Regions from separate parts of the Homo sapiens genome. Here region 1 is linked to region 2. Evidence: chromatin contacts called from ENCODE Hi-C or POLR2A ChIA-PET data. All regions are on one chromosome and are shown on one strand. Each heading gives the region's core, a stretch centred on a gene start or an enhancer-like site at or near the end of the contact. The rest is flanking DNA. Distances are from core to core; before and after follow the strand shown. Region 1 overlaps MUC12 (mucin 12, cell surface associated). Region 2 overlaps LOC105375431 (a long non-coding RNA gene).

Region 1 (6,414 bases), core at 1,882-4,381, 41 kb before region 2:
CTGGAGCGATCCTCCTGCCTCAGCCTCCCAAATCGTTGGGGCTACAGGGGTGTGCCACCATGCCCCACTAATTTTAAAATTTTGTTTTTTTTAGAGATGGGATCTTGCTATGTTGCCCAGGCCAGTCTCAAACTTCTGGCCTCAAGTGATTCTCACACCTCGGCCTCCCAAAGGGCTGGGATTACAGGCTTGAGGCACACACCGGCCACATGTTTGTTTTGAAGTCGGTGGACTTTTGTGGTTTTGCCCAATCCTCTCGTTTATGAGCTAAGTTTTGTCTAGTTCAACCTGATGGAAGTGGAGGGGCTGAGCTCCAGGGGCTGCCAAGGTGGAGGTGGGGCATCTCTGAGCCCTGAATACAAGGGTCAGAGAGGATGGCAGAGGATAGGCCGGCACCAAAGTGAGGGTGGCAGGGTTCAAAACAGGCTCACGCAGGCGTTCCTTCCCACAGGCTTCCTCCCTCACTTGAGTGAGGGACCCCTCTGGCCTCCTGGTCTCTGAGGTCACCTTCCCCAATCACCTCTCAAGAACCTCCTCTGTGTCTCGTCCAGAGGCCACCACAATCCTCAGCCACCCTGCCTTTCTGCACCCACAGGAAAACTCAGCCCTCCAGCTGAAACCGCCTTTGCAAAATTATGACTGAGACAGTGAAAGAGATCTCACATAACTGGCTCCACCTTGCTTCTAACCTCCAAGCTGTCCTTGTTCATTCTTGGGAGTAGGCTGAACTAACTTTGGAAGAAACAAAGATGGTAACAGCCCTTTCCCAAAGCAGACTTTCTTCTTGCCTGGGGACTAGATTGCCTTGGTAGGACTAACATTAGCCACAAGATTAGAAATGATGGTTTAGGAGCCATGCAGCTGGAGGCTATAAGATTTTTGACCCTCCCTAAACTGCTCCTAAAATCAGTGCTTGAGATATTTTGCAGACCCCGCACTTGATGGATCAGCTGGCACCACCCAGATGGACAAACTGGCTCAGCTGATCTTGTGGCCCCCACCCAGGAACTGACTCAGTGCAAGAAGACAGCTTCGACTCCCTGTGATTTCATCCCTTTGCAATCAGCACTCCTGACTCACTGGCTCCCCCAACCCACCAAGTTATCCTTTAAAACTCTGCTCCCCTTGGCCAGGTGCAGTGGCTCATGCTTGTAATCCCAGCACTTTGGAAGGCCCTCAATCACCTAAGGTCAGGAGTTTGAGACCAGCCTGGCCAACATGGTGAAACCCCATCTCTACTAAAAATACAAAAATTAGCCAGGCGTGGTGGCGGGTGCCTGTAATCCCAGCTACTCAGGAGGCTGAGGCAGGAGAATCTCTTGAACCCAAGAGGCAGAGGTTGCAGTGAGCCGAGATCGTGAGCCACTGCACTCCAGCCTGAGCAACAGAGTGAGACTCCATCCCAAAAAAATAAAAAGGAGATCCCACGGCCAGCAAGATCCAGACCAAACCAGTAAGGGGTAGCTCCTCAGTGCTAGGCATGTCCGTTAGAGAGAAAAAGTATCTTTAACATAACCCTGTATCATAATCAGCTCATTACAGCTCACCTACGTGGACTGCATATCATGCCTGGACTTAAGATTATGAGATGGAGGCGATGCGCAAGCACACAAAGGCCAAAGTAACTAAATGACACACCTATCAATCAAAAGGCAGATGCTGGCTAGAGATTAGACGGCCTTGGGAAGAGAAGTTAAAAAAAAACAAAAACACATAAAAAGATGAAAAGTGGTCGGGCATGGTGGCTCACAACTGTAATCCCAGCACTTTGGGAGGCCAAGGCAGGAGGATCACCTGAGGTCAGGAGTTCGAGGCCAGCCTGGCCAACGTGGTGAAACCTTGTTTCTACTAAAAATATAAAAATTAGCCGGGTATGGTGGTGGGCGCCTGTAATCCCAGCTCCTTGGGCGGCTGGGGCAGGAGAATCGCCTGAACCCAGGAGGCAGAGGTTGCAGTGATCCAAGATCATGCCACTGTACTCTAGCCTGGGTGACACAGCGAGACTCTGTCAAAAAAAAAAAAAAAAAGATGCAAAGTACACCAAACTGATGCTGATCTCACCTCACAGAGATCAGTCCGCTCTCCCCTCTTTGAGAGTGTAATACTATACGTAACAAACTTTTGCTGCTTGCTTTGCTATTTGTATGTGTCATATCCAATTCTTTGTTTGGGACACCAAGAGCATGGTGCCATCTGGTAACACTGAGATCAAAGGTAGATGTACCCCCCGCCCCTCATGGGGGCTCCTAGACCCTCAGTACAACGAGGAGACAGCAGAGGCCCACATGAAGGCAGGGCAGGGCTCAATGCAGCAGGGTGGACTTTCCTGCCTGTCATCAAGGGAGGCTTCCAGGAGGAGGTGATACTTGATTTGTCATTTTTTCCTTCTTCTTTTAAAAATGGGAGTCTCTTGGGTTTACTCATAAATTTTACTGGAATTTTTACGTTATAAAAGTAGAATGTGTCTATTGTCACAAGTCAAACAATGAAAAAGCATATAAAGGACGTTTATGGTTATCTCCATAACGACTCATGAGGTATGAACAGGGGTGGGGAGAGCTGGCATTTATTGGGTACAGAGCAGATTCCTGTACTCGCCCTATCACAGGACACATTAACTGGAACTCAGTGATTCTGTAACTGCCTAGGAATGTCTTTGCCCTTGTAGGCTGTGAACTCCGTGAGGGTAGAGAACATTTCTGCCCTGTTCAGTTGGCCCTGTAGAGGCTTAATTAGACTTTCTCAGTGAATGAGTCAGTGCATGCTGGGAAGTCTAAAGCCTGCTTTTTCTTAGTTACCAAATATAAACATCACAACATCACAACAAGTCTGCAAGGTGGACATGGCTATTTCTTTTTTTTTTTTTTTTAACGGAGTCTCGCTCTGTTGCCCAGGCTGGAGTGCACTGGCAGGATCTCGGCTCACTGCAACCTCCATCTCCCGGACTCAAGCAATTCTCCTGCCTCAGCCTCCCAAGTTGCTGGGATTACAGGTGCCCACCACTGTACCCGGCTACTTTTTGTATTTTTATTAGAGACGTGGTTTTGCCATGTTGGACAGGCTGGTCTTGAACTCCTGACCTCACATGATCCACCCGCCTTGGCCTCCTAAAGTGCTGGGATTACAGGTGTGAGCCACAGCACCCAGCCGCTATTTCTATTTTACATAGGAATCAAGGTTCTAAGGATAAATAATTTCCAAGGTCACTCAGATTATAACATAGAATTCAAGCACATTCTAAAGATGGCTTTTGACCAGGTGTGGTGGCTCATACCTGTAATCCCAGCATTTTGGGAGGCCAAGGTGGGAAGATTAGTTGAGGCCAGGAGTTCAAGACCAACCTGGGCAACATATCAAGATCCTGTCTTTACAAAAAAATTTTAAATATTAGCCCAGTGTGGTACATGCACCTGTAGTCAGTTCCAGGTACTCAGGAGGTTGAGGCAGGACAATTGCTTGAGCCCAGGAGCTCAAGGCTGCAGTGAGCTATGATTGCACCACTGCACTCCAGCTTGGGTAACAGAGAAAGACCCTATCTCAAAGAAAACAAAACAAAAAGGCCAGATGTGGCAGCTCATGCCTGTAATCCCAGCACTTTGGGAGGCCAAGGGGGGAGGACTACTTGAACCCAGGAGTTTGAGATCAGTCTGGGCAATATAATGAGACCCCATCTCAACAAAAAATTAGTCAGGCGTGGTGCTGTGTCCCTGTAGTCTCAGCTACTTGGGAGGCTGAGGTGGGAGGATCACTGGAGCCCAGGAATTCAGGGCTGTACTGAGCTATGATTAGGCCGCTGCACTCCAGCCTGGGCAACAGAGCAAGACCCTGTTTCTAAAAAAAAAAAAAGAAAAGAAAAGAAAAATGACTTTTACTTTTAGCCCCAATAAAGGGCTAGAGGAATAAAGAGGAGAAAGGGAAGGTTTTCAGGGCAGAAGAACACCATGTGTGGGGTCCCAGAGGTGAGTAAAAGTGCTCACTGTCTGTTTGGGGTGAGGGAAGACAGTAAGGCAGAGGGAAGCTAGGAAAATGGGTGTGAACCAGCCTAGAAATGGGGTTTGGACTTGACTAAGTTCAGTAAAAAGCCATGATCCCAACTGTGCCTTAGAAGCTGTGCCCTGGAGGCTGGGCACGGTGGCTCACGCCTGTAATCCCAGCATTTTGGGAGACCAAGGCAGGCAGATCACCTGAGGTCAGGAGTTCGAGACCAGCCTGGCCAACACGGTGAAACCTCATCTCTACTAAAAATATAAAAATTGGCCGGGCATGGTGGCGGGCACCTGTAGTCCCAGCTACTCCGGAGGCTGAGGCAGGAGAATCGCTTGAACCCGGGAGGCATAGGTTGCAGTGAGCTGAGATCGCACCACTGCACTCCAGTCTGGACAATAAAGTGAGACTCCGTCTCAAAAAAAAAAAAAAAAAAGCAGCAGCAGCTGTGCCCTGGAAGCCACAAGGAGAAGGGGCAATGGAGGGACAGAGGCTGGTGAGGCCAAGGCAGTGACATGGTGGGCCACTGAGGGACCCAAAGAAGGCAGGGACACTGTGGAATGCGGGGGACCATTCCGAACATACCTGCTCTCTTTTGCCTTTGTTCCTGGATTCATACCATTTTCTCTCCGATTTGTTACCATTCAGTTTGTCCTTAACCACTCACATCTCCACAACAGTTGCCCTCGCAGGTCACACCAAGCTTGAGCTCTAAGTGACCGAATCCCCATCCATCTTATCCAGCTGCCCTTCCTCTTTCTGAAATCTCACATTCAGTTCCTAGGACACCCTCACCTCCTGACGCTCCTTCTCTCTGGCTCCTGCAGCCCTTGCCTGCTCACTAAGTGGGAGCCCCAGGCTAAAGCCCTCGGCTCTGCCATCCCCGTCGTCCCCTGGGCTAGCAAACTCCACCAAGCCCAGGTTCTTCACTCGCTGCAGGAGGGACAAGGGAACCATGCTCTGGGTGAAGAGATTCAGACCCCTCCCAACCTGGGATTCTGGTGGCAACGGTGTCCCCAAAGGATGTCACAGAGCAAGTGCGGCGGTCCTTCTCCAGTTCAACCTCCAGGGTCAGGGTGCTCCACAAGGAAGCTAGGCAAAGGAAAACTGAGCTTCTTCTCCAAAGAAACTCAAATAGCCAACAAGCCCAAGAGAAGGAAAAAGCATATAAATTTCACCAGGAAGCAAAGAAATCCAAAACACAGCAAAATATGATTTCTTCTTTGTCAGTCAAAGATAGACGTCCATCATGATAGATGACTATAGTAGCTAGTGTTGGTTGGGGCCTTTTCATGTGATGTTGACTTGGCATCATAGTTCTAAAGGATAATTTGAAAATATGCATCAGGGACCATTGGAAGAGTCATACCATTTTTTTTTTCAGGAGTTGGGGGTCTCACTCTGTAACCCAGGCTGGAGTGCAGTGGCACAACCTTAGCTCACTGCAGCCTCAAACTCCTGGGCTCAAGTGATCCTCCCACCTCAGCCTCCAGAGTACCTGAGACCACAGGCCCCACCATACTCAGCTAATTTTTTACGTTTTGTAGAGATGGGGTCTCACTATCTTGCCCAGGCTAGTCTCAACTCCCAACCTCCAGTGATTGTCCCACCTCAGCCTCCCAAGGCACTGGAATTACAGGCATGAGCCACCACACCCAGCTGCTGATATCATTTTAACGATGACATTCCTAGTTATTCATCCTAAATTAATCTGATGCAGATATAAAATAAAATTTATACAAGAATGTTTATTGCCTCGTTACTTATTATAGTAAAAAACAGAGGTACACATGTCCAAGAATAGACAAATAGGGGACTGGTTATATGACTGTGGTGTTCCATAGAACAGAATAGTAATCAGCCATTAAAATATAAACCATCCATAGAATAAATCTAAATACATAGAAATAAAATGTTAACAATGTTTATCTGAATGTTAAGGTTAAGGGGGTATTTCTTCAGGCTGGGCATGGTGGCTCACGCCTGTAATCCCAGGACTTTGGGAGGCCAAGGCGGGCGGGATCACGAGGTCAAGAGATCAAGACCATCCTGGCCAACATGGTGAAACTCCATCTCTACTAAAAATACAAAAATTTAGCTGAGTGTGGTGGCACACCTATAGACCCAGCTACTCGGGAGGCTGAGGCAGGGGAATCACTTGAACTTGGGAGGTGGAGGTTGCAGTGAGCCGAGATGGCACCACTGCACTCCAGCCTGGGCAACAGAGCGAGACTCATCTAAAAAACAAAACAACAACAACGAAAAAAAAAAAAGAGAGAGAGGCGAGTTCTCAATGTGCCCCCAGACTGGAGCGCAGTGGTGAGATCCTAGCTCACTGCGCCTGGAACTCCTGGGCTCAAGTGATCCTCCCTCCCTCCTGAGTACTGGGGCTACAGACCTGCACCACCACCCCTCGTTTTATAATTTTTA
Region 2 (6,351 bases), core at 1,409-3,908:
GTGACGCACCTGTGTAGTCCCAGTTACTAGGGAGGCTCTGGGACAAGAATCGCTTGAACCCAGGAGGTGGAGGCTGCAGTGAGCCAAGATCATGCCACTGCACTCCAGCCTGGGCAACAGAATGAGACTGTCTCAAAAAAAAAAAAAAGGAAACTAGGGCTGGGGAATAGGTCAGTCTTTCTCCCAGGAGGAGTGAGTGAGGCAGGAGGAGGTTGGGAAGGTTGGCCACTGTGTGATTATGTGAATTGCAGCTACAGTTGTCCCGATAATATCAGCTGATGGGAGTCCAGGGACCCACAAGAGTTGTCTCTGAAGTCATGGTGGCTAGGGTAGGGGGAATCAGCTTGCTTGATGGGTAGATGACAAGCTGATACTTGGCTTTAAGAGTAAAGTTCCTCGGCTGGGAGAAGTGGCTTACGCCTATAATCCCAGCACTTTGGGAGGCCGAGGTGGGTAGATCACCTGAGGTCAGGAGTTCGAGACCAGCCTGACCAACATGGTGAACCCTATCTCTACTAAAATATAAAAATTAGCCAGGCGTGGTGGCAGGCGCCTGTAATCTCAGCTACTCAGGAGGCTGAGGCAGGAGAATCACTTGAACCCAGGAGGTAGAGGTTGCATTGAGCCAAGATCATGCCACTGTGCTCCAACCTGTACAAGACGGAGCAAAACTCCATCTCAAAAAAAAAAAAAGCAAAAAAGGGTAAAGTCTCTCAAAGCCAGCGAGTTTGGTGTAGCAGTCAGAAAGTGTCAGGTTATGCTGCAGTAACAAACAGTCCTAAAGGCTATATGGCTTACAACAGCAAAGGTGTATTTCTTGCTCATGCCGCTTGCCCATTTCAATGTCTGTGCTCTCATCCATGCCATGTTCACTCTGGGACCTGGGCTGGCCAAACCACCCCCGTCTGGGACATTGCCAGTCTCATGGTGGTAGAGGGTGACAGATGGCAAAACCACCAGCTGGCTCTTGAAGCTTCTTTCCAGAGACGATGTGCGTCCCTTCCACCCAAATTTTATTGGCCAAAGCAAGTCACAAGGTCGCCCTGGATATAAAATACTATCAGAGAGAGGCACTGCCAGTCAGACATCAAGCGTGATATCAGCGAGACAGGGAGGTATGATCTACCCAAGGGAGAGAAAGCAAATATTTTCAACAATAACACAATCTACCACAGCTGGGATCCCAGCAGGGGTATGGTTTATGCAAATCAAGATCCCATCAAGCAGGATCAGACCCCTGGTGGGGCCTTGTGTGCCACACAAAGAGATCTCGCCACTGCACTCCAGCCCAGGTGGGCGACAGAGTGAGACTGTGTCTCAAAAAATAAAAATAAATAAAATTTAAAAACCACCTAAAAATTCCAAAGGAAAATTTAGGAGACTATATGTATAATTTGGGAGCTGAGGAGACTATTTTAATCAAAACAAGAAAGCTGAAAGCTGTAAAAATAAAATTACACATATCCTACTACATTAAAAAGTAACATTTTGTGGGGGAAAGTTATCAAAACAATACAAAGTAGTGGCAGAATTGTTTGCAATCTGAATGACAGACAAAGGGTTAATATATGTAATATACAAACAGCATTTACAAATGTATATTTTAAAAACACACTGTTCAACCTGATATTCATGGACATTGTATATTAAATGCCTCTTAAGATACTTTCAGGATCACAGTATAATTTTATTGGGTTTTGGAGTCCTATAGTATGTTTATGATACTGGAATCATAGGCAAAATGTTTTTCAATAAATTTTTTCAAACTTCTGTTTTCGGCCAAGCATGGTGGCTCACGTCTGTAATTCCAGCACTTTGGGAGGCCGAGATGGGTGGATCACTTGAAGTCAGGAGTTCAAGACCAGCCTGGTCAATATGGCGAAACCCCCGTCTCTACTAAAAATACAAGAATTAGCCAGGTATGGGGGGTGCACGCCTGTAATCCCAGCTACTTGGTAGGCTAAGGCAGGATAATCCCTTGAACCCTAGAGGCAGAAGCTGCAGTGAGCCCAGATCGTGCCACTGCACTCCAGCCTGGGCAACAGAGTGAGACTCCATCCCAAAAAAAGAAAAAATCTCATGTTTTCATGTGAAGTTTGTTCCATGTGAAGTTTATTTTTCTTCAATCAGTTTCTCTCTTTCCTTCTCTTTCTGTCCTTCCTTGCCTGTTTCATGCGAGCATCATTATTCCTAAGATAAAATCAAATGCTTAATTCACACTTGCACAAAATCTCCAGAAACCTAAGGTCACACAGGGACATTTCAGAAAGCAGCCAGTACTATTTTTCACGTTCTTTTTGGCAGTTTCATTTATGGCCGCTGCTTTAATGCAGTTTTGAAGAATTCATCACACCCTTTATGATTGAATGCAAACACCCAAGCTTGAGAAGAGAAGGAAGAGAGGGAGAGAGCAAGAGCCTGCCAGTTTCTGTTTGCAATATGCTATCGTTTCTGATTCTAAGGAGGAAAAATAACCTCATAAATTTAAATATGGAACATATCCTCTTAGAAAGAATGCTCACATTAAGAGTAATAAATGTCAACATTTATGGATTTATGGGGTTTTAAAAACAACTCAAAGCTTGTGCAAACATTTCTCATATGGTCATTGTTTTCCGAGGATTGCGTAAACGGAAGCCCAGGTCAGCTTGAGGATTTTTCTGGAGGTTCAGCGAAGTCATATCAAATCAGGGAAATGGGATCTTGCCTTTCTCTGATTAATTTAATTTCTTCTGTCTCCTCTTGTCTTCTTCCTAGAGTCTGGTGCATCTGAAAGTTCTGTGAACACTAGCCTGCCACATTCAGTGGATCTGGAGGCAACTATCGCCCTCCTATAAATACCAAGGGTGCCACTGGCCTGCTCCTTACACCAGACAGTAAACAGTCACCAAGAGCCTGATTGAAGCTTTGGGACAAAACAATGAAACCAAAAGATGGATTTGCTGAGTAGCGGAGACCGTAAACTGCTACTCTCAGTTTATTTATTTATTTATTTTTAATTTTTTTTTTTTTTTGAGATGGAGTCTCACTCTGCCGCCCAGGCTGGAGTGCAGTGGTGTAATCTCAGCTCACTGCAGCCTCCGCTTCCCAGGTTCCATCAATTCTCCTGCCTCAGCCTCCCGAGTAGCTGAGATTACAGGCCCATGCCACCACGACCTGCTAATTTTTGTATTTTAAACCATGTTGGCCTGGCTGGTCTTGAACTCCTGACCTCAGGTGACCCAACTGCCTCAGCCTCCCAAAGTGCTGGGATTACAGGAGTGAGCCACTGCACCCAGCCGTCTCTGTGTTTTAAAAAATAAAATAATAATAAATACATTATTTTTAGGCCAGGTGCAGTGACTCATGCCTGTAATCCCAGCACTTTAGGAGGCCAAGGTGAGTGGATCACTTGAAGTCAGGAGTTCAAGACCAGCCTGGCCAACATGGCGAAACGCGGTCTCTACTAAAAATACAAAAAAAAAATTAGCTAGGTGTAGTGGCTCACACCTGTAATCCCAGCTACTTGGGAGGCTGAGGCAGAAGAATTGCTTGAACCCAGGAGGCAGAGGTTGCAGTGAGCTGAGATTGTGCCATTGCACTTCAGCCTGGGAAACGGAGGAAGACTCTATCTCAAAAAATAAATAAATAAAATAAAAAATAAATATATTATTGTTAAAACTGGTTTTCCACCATTGGTGATCTTAAAGTGTGTGCTTAAAACTTTTATTTTAATGATATTATTCTTGAATTGCAAGCCCAGATATCTATAGCATGATTGGTCTTAGTGAATTTATTGAGGTGTACGTTTTATTTAAAAGTATGTGGTGGCTCACGCCTGTCATCCCAGCACTTTGGGAAGCTGAAGAGGGTGGATCACAAGGTCAGGAGATCAAGAACATCCTGGCTAACGTGGTGAAACCCCATCTCTACTAAAAATACAAAAAATTAGCCAGACGTGATGGCAGGCGCCTGTAGTCCCAGCTACTCAGGAGGCTGAGGCAGGAGAATGGCATGAGCCCGGGAGGCAGAGCTGGCAGTGAGCCGAGATTGCACCACTGCACTCTAGCCTGGGTGACAGAGCAAGACTCCATCTCAAAAAAAGAAAATGAATAAAAAGACAAGAAAATGTGGCACATATATACCATGGAATACTATGCAGCCATAAAAAAGGATGAGTTCATGTCCTTTGCAGGGACATGGATGAAGCTGGAAACCATCATTCTTAGCAAACTATCGCAAGGACAGAAAGCCAAACACTGCATGTTCCCACTCATAGGTGGGAATTGAACAATGAGAACACTTGGTCACAGGGCAGGAACATCGCACACTGGACTTTGTTGGGGGCTGGCGGGCTGGGGGAGGGATGGCATTAGGAGAAATACCTAATGTAAATGACGAGTTGATGGGTGCAGCAAACCAGCATGGCACATGTATACCTATGTAACAAACCTTCATGTTGTGCACATGTATCCTAGAATTTAAAGTATAATAAAAAAAATCATACCACGGTCTTTCCTATAGAAAGATCTAAGCTTGCTAATATGACTGAATTGCTTTACTATTGAATTCCAGCAAACACTTAAGGAAGAAATCATACCAACTGTACACAAACTCTTTCAGAAAATGGAACACTTCCCAACTTTGTTTATGAGCCCAGCATTATTCTGATACCAAACCAAGACAAATACATTACAAGAAAACTAGACCGATAGCCCTAATGAATATAGACACAAAAATCCTCAAGGAAATATTATGAAATAAAACATAGCAATACATAAAAATAATGCATCATGACCAAGTGGGGTTAATCCCAGGGATACAAAGCTGGTTAAACATTTGAAAATGAATCAATGTAATTTCTTATGTCAACAGTCTAAAGATGAGAAACCACATGATCATTTCCATAGATGCAGGAAAAGCATTTGACAAAATCTGACGTCCATTACTGATAAAAGCTCTCCGAAAACTAGTAAATAGAAGGAACTTCCTCAACCTATTAAAGGACAGCTACAAAAAAGAAAAAAAAAATCAGCAAAGTATCTTAGTCTGTTCAGGCTGCTGCAACAAAATACTGTAAACTGGGTAGTTTATAAACAACAGACATTTATTCTCATAGTTCTAGAGGCTGGGAAGTCCAAGATCAAGGCAGATTTTGTGTCTAGTGAGATCCTGCTTTCTGGCTTATAGACAGTTCCTTCTTTCTGTGTCTTCACATGGTAGAAGGGCAAGGGTCTTTCTAGGTCTCCTTTTTTTTTTTTTTTTTTTTTTTTTCCTGAGACAGAGTCTCACTGTGTCACCCAGGCAGGCTTGGGGCTCACTGCGACCTCTTCCTCCCAGGATCAATGATTCTCCTGCCTCAGCCTCCCAAGTAGCTGGGACTACAGTCATGTGCCACCATGCCCTGCTAGTTTTTGTACTTTTAGTAGAGATGTATTTCACCATGTTGGCCAGGCTGGTCTCGAACTCCTGACCTCAAGTGATCCACCTACCTCAGCCTCCCGAAGTGCTGGGATTATGGGTATGACCTTATCTGGCCTCTGGGTCTCTTTCATAAGGGCACTAATCCCATTCATGAGGGCTCCACCACCATGGCCTAATCACCTCCTGATATGGTTTGGGTCTGTGTCCCCACCCAAATCTCATGTTAAAATGTAATCCCCAGTGCTGGAGGTGGGGCCTGGTGAGAGGTGATTGGATCATGGAGGTGAATCCTTCATAAATGGTTTAACACCATCCCCTTGGTGCTATTCTTGTGGTAGAGTTTTCATGAGCTCTGGTTGTTTAAAAGTGTGTGGCACCTCCCCACTCTCTCTCTTCCTCCTGCTCTGGCTGTGTGAAGACACCTGCTCAGGCTTTGCCTTCTGCCATGAGTAAAAGCTCCCTGAGGCCTCCCCAGCCATGCTTCCTGCATGGCCTGCAGAACCCTAAGCCAATTAAACATATATATGACCCAGTCTCAGTTCCTTCTTTTTTTTTTTTTTTTTTTTTGAGACAGAGTCTTGCTCTGTCATCCAGGCTGGAGTGCAGTGGTGCGATCTTGGCTCACTGCAACCTCCACCTCCCGGGTTCAAGTGATTCTCCTGCCTCAGCCTCCCGAGTAGCTGGGATTACAGGTGTGTGTCACCACTGCCAGCTAATTTTTGCATTTTTTAGTAGAGAGGGGTTTCACCATGTTTGCCAGGCTGGTCTCGAACTTCTGGCCTCAAGTGATTCACCCACCTCGGACTCCCGAAGTGTCAGTTATTTCTTTATAACAATGTGAGAACAGACTAAAACACCTCCTAAAGGCCCCACCTCCTGATATCATCACCTTGGGGGTTAAGATGGCAACATATATGGATTTCGGGGAGCCACAAACATTCAGACCAT

The links. A loop is a pair of places that touch in the nucleus more often than their neighbours do. ChIA-PET counts read pairs that join two places held with the same protein, here RNA polymerase II (POLR2A). Pooled maps may share reads with other maps.
Region 1: a map of PC-3 shows a loop between it and region 2 (7-fold over the local background). The contact joins two enhancer-like sites. A Hi-C loop is called at or near these places in 4 of 168 maps with a recorded cell type or tissue (PC-3, naive thymus-derived CD4-positive, alpha-beta T cell, natural killer cell and 1 more), 6 of 37 single-sample maps with no recorded cell type and 28 of 50 pooled maps. POLR2A ChIA-PET finds 5 or more read pairs at or near these places in 5 of 52 experiments (AG04450, H1, K562 and 2 more).

What each region holds. Positions count from the first base shown.
Region 1 is chr7:100,979,873-100,986,286 of GRCh38, reverse strand. The region is part of intron 1 of MUC12 (mucin 12, cell surface associated); the gene reads right to left. Among named protein-coding and RNA genes, the nearest start is that of MUC12, 14 kb to the right of the region's middle. Within about 2 kb of position 3,131, at least 4 of the 41 ENCODE cell types and tissues checked have a DNase peak (open chromatin) inside an H3K27ac peak, as active enhancers do; they include PC-3, where a contact is called at or near this core.
Region 2 is chr7:100,938,743-100,945,093 of GRCh38, reverse strand. LOC105375431 (a long non-coding RNA gene) reads left to right here. Exons shown (of 3, transcript XR_007060457.1): 3 at 2,758-3,035. Among named protein-coding and RNA genes, the nearest start is that of MUC3A, 7.6 kb to the left of the region's middle. RefSeq lists an enhancer at 944-1,493. Within about 2 kb of position 2,658, at least 6 of the 41 ENCODE cell types and tissues checked have a DNase peak (open chromatin) inside an H3K27ac peak, as active enhancers do; they include PC-3, where a contact is called at or near this core.